3 separate regions of the Homo sapiens genome follow, and regions 2 and 3 are each linked to region 1. A link is a contact called in ENCODE Hi-C or POLR2A ChIA-PET data. All regions are on one chromosome and are shown on one strand. The core of a region is the stretch at or near the end of the contact, and the rest is flanking DNA. Distances in the headings are between cores, read along the strand shown.

The links. Hi-C counts contacts between places; a loop is a spot of excess contacts on that map. ChIA-PET counts read pairs that join two places held with the same protein, here RNA polymerase II (POLR2A). Pooled maps may share reads with other maps.
Region 2: a map of CD14-positive monocyte shows a loop between it and region 1 (14-fold over the local background). The contact joins the promoter of ZC3H18 here to the enhancer-like site in region 1. A Hi-C loop is called at or near these places in 3 of 168 maps with a recorded cell type or tissue (CD14-positive monocyte and naive thymus-derived CD4-positive, alpha-beta T cell), 2 of 37 single-sample maps with no recorded cell type and 13 of 50 pooled maps. POLR2A ChIA-PET finds 5 or more read pairs at or near these places in 1 of 52 experiments (CD4-positive, alpha-beta memory T cell).
Region 3: a loop to region 1 is called in a pooled map, with 7 times the contacts of the local background. The contact joins the promoter of ZNF276 here to the enhancer-like site in region 1. A Hi-C loop is called at or near these places in 4 of 50 pooled maps.

What each region holds. Positions count from the first base shown.
Region 1 is chr16:89,113,937-89,116,684 of GRCh38, reverse strand. It overlaps ACSF3 (acyl-CoA synthetase family member 3), which reads right to left. Exons shown (of 11, transcript NM_001243279.3): 6 at 2,198-2,346. Among named protein-coding and RNA genes, the nearest start is that of ACSF3, 21 kb to the right of the region's middle. RefSeq lists a silencer at 1,830-2,124 and enhancers at 2,220-2,319, 1,519-2,718. Within about 2 kb of position 1,309, at least 14 of the 41 ENCODE cell types and tissues checked have a DNase peak (open chromatin) inside an H3K27ac peak, as active enhancers do; they include CD14-positive monocyte, where a contact is called at or near this core.
Region 2 is chr16:88,569,032-88,572,060 of GRCh38, reverse strand. It overlaps ZC3H18 (zinc finger CCCH-type containing 18), which reads right to left and starts at 1,658. Exons shown (of 18, transcript NM_144604.4): 1 at 1,495-1,658. RefSeq lists enhancers at 1,068-1,117, 2,208-2,257, 2,368-2,477 and silencers at 1,388-1,457, 1,638-1,967.
Region 3 is chr16:89,720,287-89,723,137 of GRCh38, reverse strand. It overlaps ZNF276 (zinc finger protein 276), which reads right to left and starts at 1,601. Exons shown (of 11, transcript NM_001113525.2): 1 at 1,293-1,601; 2 at 304-607; 3 at 1. The coding sequence starts at 1,497. It overlaps VPS9D1 (VPS9 domain containing 1), which reads left to right and starts at 2,240. Exons shown (of 15, transcript NM_004913.3): 1 at 2,240-2,375. The coding sequence starts at 2,277. RefSeq lists silencers at 974-1,433, 1,514-2,633.

The DNA.
Region 1 (2,748 bases), core at 60-2,559:
ATGCCCCCACCCGCCCACTGCCCTGGGCACTGTTGCAGCAGGCACTGCACTCTGTGCGGCCACCCCACTGGCAGCTCTGCACGGCAGCTGAGGATCTCGCTGCCATGGCCCTGTCATTCTGCTCAGGATGCCCCAGCCAAACCGAGACTTTACACTCAGAATACACTTAACAGCCCCCATGGCTCCCCAGGCCCAGCAAAGGGGCGTGAGCCTACAGTCTCTCCTCCTCCCAGCCCAGCAGCCAGCCAGCCCTCACACTCACCTTGCAGGCCCCAGCACCGTATCGCTGCCTGGCACCAGCTGGTCCCTGCCTGGGCCTGAACCCCCATGTCCACGCTTACCCTAGAGTCCCAGGAACCAAGCAGGCATGGAATGAGCCAAAGGGCACACGGAAAGCAATGGGACAGAGCAGAGCCCAGGAGCCGACCCCTCAGGAGTCGACGGACTTTCAACAAAGATCCAAAGGGCTGTTCGATGGAGAAGGGAGTCTTTTCAACGAACAGTGCTAAAAAGTTAGACATTCACACACTAAAAAAGAACTGTGGTCCGTATCTCGCACTATGTACAAACATTAACTCAAAATGGATCATGGTCCCAAACGTAAGAGCTGAAACTATTCTCTGTGACTTTGGGCTACGCAAGGATTTATTAGATATGACATCAGACAATTCACAAAACAAATTGATAAACCGGGCCAAAACCTAAAACTCCTGATTTTAAAGACGCTGTTAGGTGAATGGGAAGACAAACCACAAGCTGGGAGATGATATTTAAAATCGCACAGCTGACACTTGGGTCCCGAATTTTAAAAGCTCTCAAAACTCAAGAAAACAAAGGCCCCAGTTGAAAACGGAATGACACGAACAGGAAGAGGTGCTCAACGCCACCCATCATGAGAGAATCATGAACTCAACGAGACACCACCACCGCCCGCTGGAGCAGCAGGTGCTCGTGACCTCCCACCCATTGCAGGGGGAAGGGGATGGTGTAGCCGCTCTGGAGAACAGCTTGAAAGCTTCAGACAACACAGCAATCTCTCTCCTAGGTATCTGCCCAGGTGAAATAAAAAACCACGTTCGCACAGAAACCTGCACACAAATGTTGATAACATCTCACGTGTCATTGCTTAAAACAGGGTCACAAGCGGTGCCGCACCCACACCACGGATGCCACTCAGCAGGGAAAGGCGCGGGCTCTGACGCACACAGCACAGGCAGTTGACTGTGGGCGGAAGCCGGGCGGAAGCAGACAGGCTCAGAGGCCACGTCCTGCAGGATTTAGCCACGTGGCCTCCCAGAAAAAGCAAAACCACAAGAAGAGAAACAGGAACAAGGGGCCAGGCCTCGGGGGTGGAGGAGGTGCTGAGCACTAGGAAGGGAGTTTCTGAGGCGAGGAACCCTTCTCTATTTTGACTGTGATGATGTTTCTTAAGACACACAGAGCTGCACGCCAGAGGGGTGAATTTTTACTGGGTCTGCAGGTAAGCAGCTGCACAGACAGATGTGCGGGATGGTCTCACTTTAAGTCTGCACTGAGATCTCTCTTCTACTCTAGACAGACTGGAAGGGCTGCGCAGAAAGCAGCAGGGTGGCCCCCCAGCTGTGGGCTCTGTTCCCAGAAGTCCCAGCGGAGGACCCAGGGCTCAAATGGTTGGGTCAGATGAAAGTCAGAATGGGATGTGTTAGGGAAGGCTGGACAAGAGGGGCCCGGTATCAGGAGCCCACATCTAGAGAAGGAAGACAGGTGCTTGACTCATCCCACCCTGCCCACCACACCCACCTCTCCTGGCACTGCTGCTGGCGCTGTGTGGCACCCGGACTCCAGACAGACGGAGGCTGCCACCACTGCTGATGTGGTCTGGAGCCAACAGCATGGCCCCCCGCCTTCCTCTGAGACATGCACTGACGCCTGCATTCCAGGCATTGCTGTTCTTCCCATTGTCTCCCCAGTCATACAGCCAGGGGCCAGCACAGACACCTCCCCCATCCACCCGACTGAGACTTGGGAGAAGGCTGATCTACCCAGAGGGGACAGGTCGCAGTGCATCCTGAGTGCTCTCCTGGCCGAGTGGCCTGTCCCACGGGGGAGCATCCTCCATGCCGCCCTTCAGTCCGAATGTGGGTGGTTCGAGACTGGCCCACCTTGGGGGGCTCAGAGCACAGTGGAAGAGGAACGCAGCTGTGGGAAGTGCTCGTACCTGGCAGGCGCACGGCAGTGGTCAGGGGCCCGGACAGAGCCATGCCGATCTCGGTCATGCCATACCGCTCCAGCAGGGTGTGGCCCGTGATGTTCTTCCACTTCTCCAGCACTGGGAGGGGCAGGGCAGCTGAGCCTGAGACCATCAGCCTACGCGGCACAACCAAAGGCAGGTTTAGCCCCTTGGGACGTGGCTCTCGCGTGCAAAGGTGGCAGGTTTAGCCCCTCAGGAGGCGGCCCTTGCTTGCAAAAGTGGCAGCTCCTTCACGAGTGCAGGAGCCCCAGGCCGTGGGTACAGCACCACTGTGCGACACCCGGGACCAACGCTGCAGTCTGCGCTACGGCGTGACTTTGTTTTTTGAAAACGATCTGTTGGGTGTATTTTAGAAGGAAGCAGGTCCAACAGCTAATGAGGGTAAACAATGTGCTTAGGGTCCGCGGTGTCCCCTGCAAAGTTCCTGCGCTGTTCACAACCACGCTCAAGAACAGCAGTGACCGTGCAGCTGCCGACCACGGAGCTGATCACGGGTGAACAGCCACGGCGCTGCAGGC
Region 2 (3,029 bases), core at 409-2,908, 540 kb after region 1:
CTTTTGGTCAAACCTGGAGGGTGACTATTGAATAAGACTGATTTTCCCATATGACTACATTTTTACTACCACAACAGGAGTTCTAAAGAGATTCTGGCAAAGAAGCACCGATGAAATACAAGCACATTTTGGGACAATTACTTTCAACAGAGCAGTACCTATTTGAATGCCTAAGTTCTGGTACATCTGGTTAAAATTCTGACTCATAACCTCATGGACTTAAAATATCTAAATGAACGTTATCAAGGTTGGTGACAGACCCCACGTGCAAAGTGACCAAGCGTGACCACTAAACTCCTTGATAAAGAGGTACTCACCTTGAGATGCTCTGTAGCTGTGACAAAATACAAATCTCTGTAAACACGATGTAGGCCATAGGTTAACTTACCTGTTTGCTTTCTGGAGTGACTCCACAAAGCTTTCTTACAATATTTCAGCATGTCCCACCTACAACGGGAGAGGAGTTTCCGGCTTTGGGACACATTTGACTGGTTCCAGGGCTGGCTGGGCTCCATACTGCCCTTAGATAGTAAAATTATCAGGAAAAGACTCTCCTCCCAAAGCTGGGAAGCGGGATTCAGCCGAGGTCAAACCTCACCCGGATAATCCCAACTACTGAACGGGAAAGGACTACTCTACAGACAACAGGCTGGAGGTGAGTCTAACAGGAGACATGATGAGCACCTTGCTACACCCCAAACGGTACTTCAGATGCCAAACACTCTCTTCTTCCATTTTCCCAAATGGGTCTGAAGAATGACCTACTCTTGCAAATGAGTTAGCGTTGTTCGAACAAAGCTCATTTAAAACGGCCACTCTACCCGGCAAACTCAGTTGTCATAAAGTATTCAGGAAAAATGTTTGGCAGGAGTAAGGCTGTTAAGTTTCAGTTCTTCCAGCATTATAGCTGCAGTTGGTCTATATAAAGGACCCAGCACCTCTGATCTCCTAATCCAAGGGGCAAGGAAGTTACATACTCCTAAGAGACCGGCGCGCGTCTTGGGGCAATCACTGCGCCCAACCTGTGCACACTTTGAAGCTGCGGAGCAAGTTCCAGGAGGTTCATAAAGAGCTCAAAGTTCTCCGAAGAGCCCAGCAGCAGCCCGGGATGACCTACTCTGGAGGTGAATCTGGGCGCCTCTCACCGCCCCTTAGCCGGCGGCACACATGTGCCACGCGAGTGGCCCGGAAGAGAAATGACAGCTTCAGGAAAATAAACTCTGCCGCGGGGCGCGGAGGCAGCGCGCGAGGAGCTCGGGCGCCCAGGGCGCCCCAGGACCGCGGGGCCGGCTTACGGACGGAACTCGGGGTGGTGCCTGTCTCAAGGTCCCCTTCCCTGGGCCCGAGGGCCACGCTTCGGCCGGTGGGTCCGCACGGCCGGAGGCGCGCCGGGCTCCCGGGCCTCCCTCCCGCGGCCGCCGCCGCCGCCTCGGCGGCCTCCTCCTCCCGCCGCCGCCGGCCCGGCCTCCCGCCGCCCTCCCGGCCCCAGCTAACCTCAGCGCTAGGGCGGAGAGGAGGCCACGGCTCCCCTGGAGTCGGAGCGGCGTGGAGAAGACGTCCCTTGGCCCTTCCGCTCTTCACAGGTTCTGGCTCCAGGCTCGACACGGGCGGAACAAACGGGCTCCACTACCCGCGGGGGCCGGCCATTGTGCGACGTCATCAGGCCGCGACGGTAGTCCTACGGCCGGCGGGCTTCCCTCCCTCGCCCCGCCCCCTCCAGCTTCCTTCCGGCCTCCGCGCGGTTCCGCCCCCGCAGCGCGCGCCCGGACCCGCGCGAGCCAGCCGAACCCCCGCTACAGCGCAGGCGCCACGGGGAGTTCGCTTCTCAGGCGGCGGGCGTGCGGATCCGCGCCTGCGCACAGAGCTCCCCGCGGCCGCCGGGTCACGTGACGGGGCTCCGGCTGGGCCGGCGGGTTCTTCATCCCCGGGGATGATCGAGTTCATCAAAGTGGAAAACTTAAGGCGGTCTTCGTCGGGCTGATACTTCCTGCTTTATTGAATGTTGATATTAAATGCTTACCTCCGGAATTATTTTTTGAGGTATCGACTTTAGATTAAAAGCCTAACAATTCTTACCTTTCCCGTGGGCTGCCTGGCTCCCCGCGCGGTTCAACGCGAGCAGCGCCAGTGAGGGGACCTGTCGCGTGTCCTGCTCAGCGCGGTGTCCCACGGGCGCGTCCACAGCCCGGGGCGTCCAGGGGCTGCAGCGGTGCGAGCTGCTCTAGAGACGGAGGGCCCGGCCGGAGACCAGGGGCCGGCGGTTTCATCCTGCGCTGACCCTTGCCAACGACGTGGCTGGTCCTGGGGATCACAGGGCTTCGCTCATCCCATCTTCCTCCATATCCCCAAGGTGGAAACAAGGGGGCGAGATGTCCACAAACTGAGGAACAGACAAAATGCTGGCTGTCCATGCAGTGGAGTGTGAGTCAGTCATCAAGAAGAGTGAAGTTCAGACCCATGCCACAACATGGGTGAACCTTGGAAACATACTAAGTAAAGCAAGCCAATCGCAAAAGGACAAAACCTGTGCGACTCCATGCTATGGACCGAGTTCTGTCCCCCTAACATTTGTATGTGAAGCCTTAATCCCCAATGTGACTGTGTTTGCAGAAAGGGCCTTTAGAGAAGTAATTAAGGTTAAATGAGATTATAAGGGTGGGGTCCTGATCTGATAGGATTAGTGTCCTTGGAAGAGGTACCACAGGCCTGGCACTGTGGCTCACACCTGTAATCCTAGCACTTTGGGAGTCCAAGGTGGGAGGACCACCTCCTCCAGGAGTTTGAGACCAGCCTGGGCAACAAAGCAAGACCCCTGTCTCTACAAAAAAATTAACAGGGCACCGTGGTGCGTGCCTGTAGTCCCAGCAACTTGTTATGGTTACGTAAGAGGAATGTGAATTCAACCCTGGTGATTTTGGGTCGTGTCAGGAGCAGCCCTGCGACACCAGTTGGCACCTTCTGCAGACTCTATGTGTCGATAAGACAAGGTCCCACCCAGCAAGTGCCCTTTTCTCAGCTGATGAACATAA
Region 3 (2,851 bases), core at 352-2,851, 610 kb before region 1:
CCTGCAAAGGATCAGTGTGGCCATGAGCAGGACAAGCAGGCGGAGGTTCACAGCGCTCGTCGTACGGGACCCTCTCGAGATCTCAAACCTCAGCGGTCCCCATAGGCAACTTTCTCTTCCCTCACCCCAGCTCCTCCCAGTTCATCTCTCCACAACAGTCCCAGGGCTGTTGGCACTGAACCCGGGCATGGCCCATTCCCCCCACCCAGAGGCTCCCGCGGAGGCACGCCCTGTCCCTCTCTCAACACCCGTCACACTGCAGTACTGACAGCCTGAACGTGCTCTGAACAGACTAGGGCGTACTTTGCACAAGGCTTCCGGCGACCAGCCGGGGAGGCGTTGACCCTCTGCAGGAAGGACTTGAGAAGGCTGTGGCACTGGTAGAACTGGGCGTGGCAGCTCTTGCAGACAAACGGAGACAAGGTGGGGTCCTGGCGGACAGCCACACCAAGCAGGCGCTGGAAGTCCCGTACGAGCACGCGCTCCTCTGCGGATGGCCTCTCCATGCTCGCTCCAGGCGCCCTCTCGGAGATGCTGCGCAGGCTTCTCGAGGAAAACTTCCCGTGGCAGAGGCGACAGTGACCCATGGCGAGAGCCCGGCCTGCTCCTGCACAGAGCGGCAGGAAGTGTTAGCAGCTGGCAAAGGAGGCTCCTGAGCACAGGGCGTCCCGGACTCCAGGTCCGAGGGCAGCGCCTGCAGCGCCCTTCGCGCGGCTCCCGGACACAGCAAGCGGCTCGGGCGCGCGGCTCTCGGCGGGACAAGCCGCCCTGTGGGGGATGTGGCCGCTGGTCCAAGAAATCTTTCAAATTTCAAAGGCCTCTAAGGCCTCTCCAGCGAAGCAACTTCAAGAGTGAAACCTGGAACTGCACCCTCCTCCCAGCGACCGCGAGACCCGGGGCAGGCGCTGCGCCCTCCAGGAAACGCCGCGGTTTCCTGTCTGCCAATTGCAGGTGCCGCCTCCTTTCCGGCTCCGCGAGGGCACGAAGCAGGGGAGGGCGATTCCCACGCGCGGGCACCCCAGGGCGACCTGCCCGCGGTGACAGCGCTCCTCACGCCGGGTCCCTTCTGGCCGAGCCCGCGGCCGGGGAGGCCGGGCCGGCGACGCCGGCGTCACGGAGCGCGAGGAAAACCGAGCCGGCCGCCCAGCGCCTATCCCGACGCAGCCCCGAGTCCGCTACGCCCTTGGCCGGGTGGAGGAGAGGCCGCGCCGGCTTCCGGGCGTCAGTGCGGCTCCTCCCACGAGCAACCCCTGCCGCGACCCCAACCCGCCACGCCCGGGCCGCGGACCCACCTGCCTCGTCCGCGCCGTCCTCGCCCGCGTCCCCGCAGGACCCCACCGGGCCCCAGGCGCGCCGCGCCGTCGCCCCGTCCACCCTCGGCCCACCGCTAAGGGAAGGGCGGCCCCGAGTCCGGCTGACGCCGCCGCCGCCGTCCGAGGCCCCGCACTGTCGGGACGACCCAGGAGACAGGAAGCGGCCCAGCCGGTCCCGCTTCATGGCAGCGGAGGACGCCAGCAGAATCCCGCGGGTGCTGCCCGGCCCGAGGTTCCTAGAGGACCCGGCGTTAGGCTCCGCTCGGCGCGCTGGAAGCGAGGCGGGGCGGGGGAGGGGCGGAGCGAGAAGCAAAGCGAGGCGGGCGGGGCGGGCCAGGGGCCAGGGGCGGGACCCCGCCGGCCGAGGTTCCACCCGCGGTGCCAGCGCCCCCGCTCGTACCGCTCCCCTCTCGGGCCCGAGGGCGGCCGTGCCCGCCTCTGTCGCCAATGGAGCGCTGGCCTGGGGCGGGGCGGTGGGCGGAGGGGCTCGCCGACACCTCACGACGAGTCCTCCAGGGAGAGGCGACGCGGCCCTCACCGCCTCTTACCGTGGGAGACGGAGGCGCGGGGCGGGCAGGCGCCGGCGGAGGCCACGCGGCGCGCAGGTGGCGGGCGGGCTGCAGAAAGGGGAGGGGGGCCGGGGTCTCACGTAGAGAGGGGCCTGGCTGCCGCGGTTAGACGCCCATGGCAACTCCGTGAGGGGCCCTTCTCGCCAGCCCCGTCTCAAGACGGCGAAGAGGCCCGGCTCCGTCGCGACAACCCACCCGGACTCTGCCGCCCCCGCCACTAACACCCGTGGGGCCCGCAGTACGCGCGGAGGGGGCCCGTCGCCGGAAGTGCGGCCGCGTCCCTTCCTGCGGTCCGCTGCTCGGGCGGCTCCAGCACCAGCGCCGGCTGCGTTCCGGGCCTCCGGTCGCCCGTCCAGCCCCTCGGCTACCGCCGCCGCCTCCCCCGCTCGGCGCCATGGCCGCTGCGGCCGGGGACGGCACGGTGAAGCCGCTGCAGAGCGCCATGAAGCTTGCCAACGGGGCCATCGAGCTGGACACCGGCAACCGGCCCCGGGTGAGGCGGGGCGGGGGCGGGGCTTGGCCGCTGAGGGTGGCCCCTGGAGGGACCCCCGCCCGGGGAGGGCGAGGACGGGGCCGGCTCGGGCTGGAGACTTGGGAGCGGGCGCCAGCCGGGATCCCGGGCCGCGGTTCCCGGGCGAGGACGGGGGCGGGGCGCAGCCGGGCGTGCAGTGACCTTGGACAGCTCAGATCCTGCGGACCTTGGCTTTCCACTCCGCTCGCTGAGCCGGTGCATCACAGCCTGGGCTCCACCTGTAGAGGAGATGTAGCAGGAGGGTCCGCCAGGCCACCTTCCAAAATCCGAGTGACGGGCAGGTCCGTGCGTTCGTGCATTTTTCTGGGCAGAGATGGTAGATTTAATCCGGTTGCCACAGGGGACGGCATGCAGAGAAGGCCACATACCTGCTCATTTGTGATGCTGTTTGCAGTCGTCTTAGGAAGGAAAAGCAGGCCGGAGGGGTGTGGCCCGTT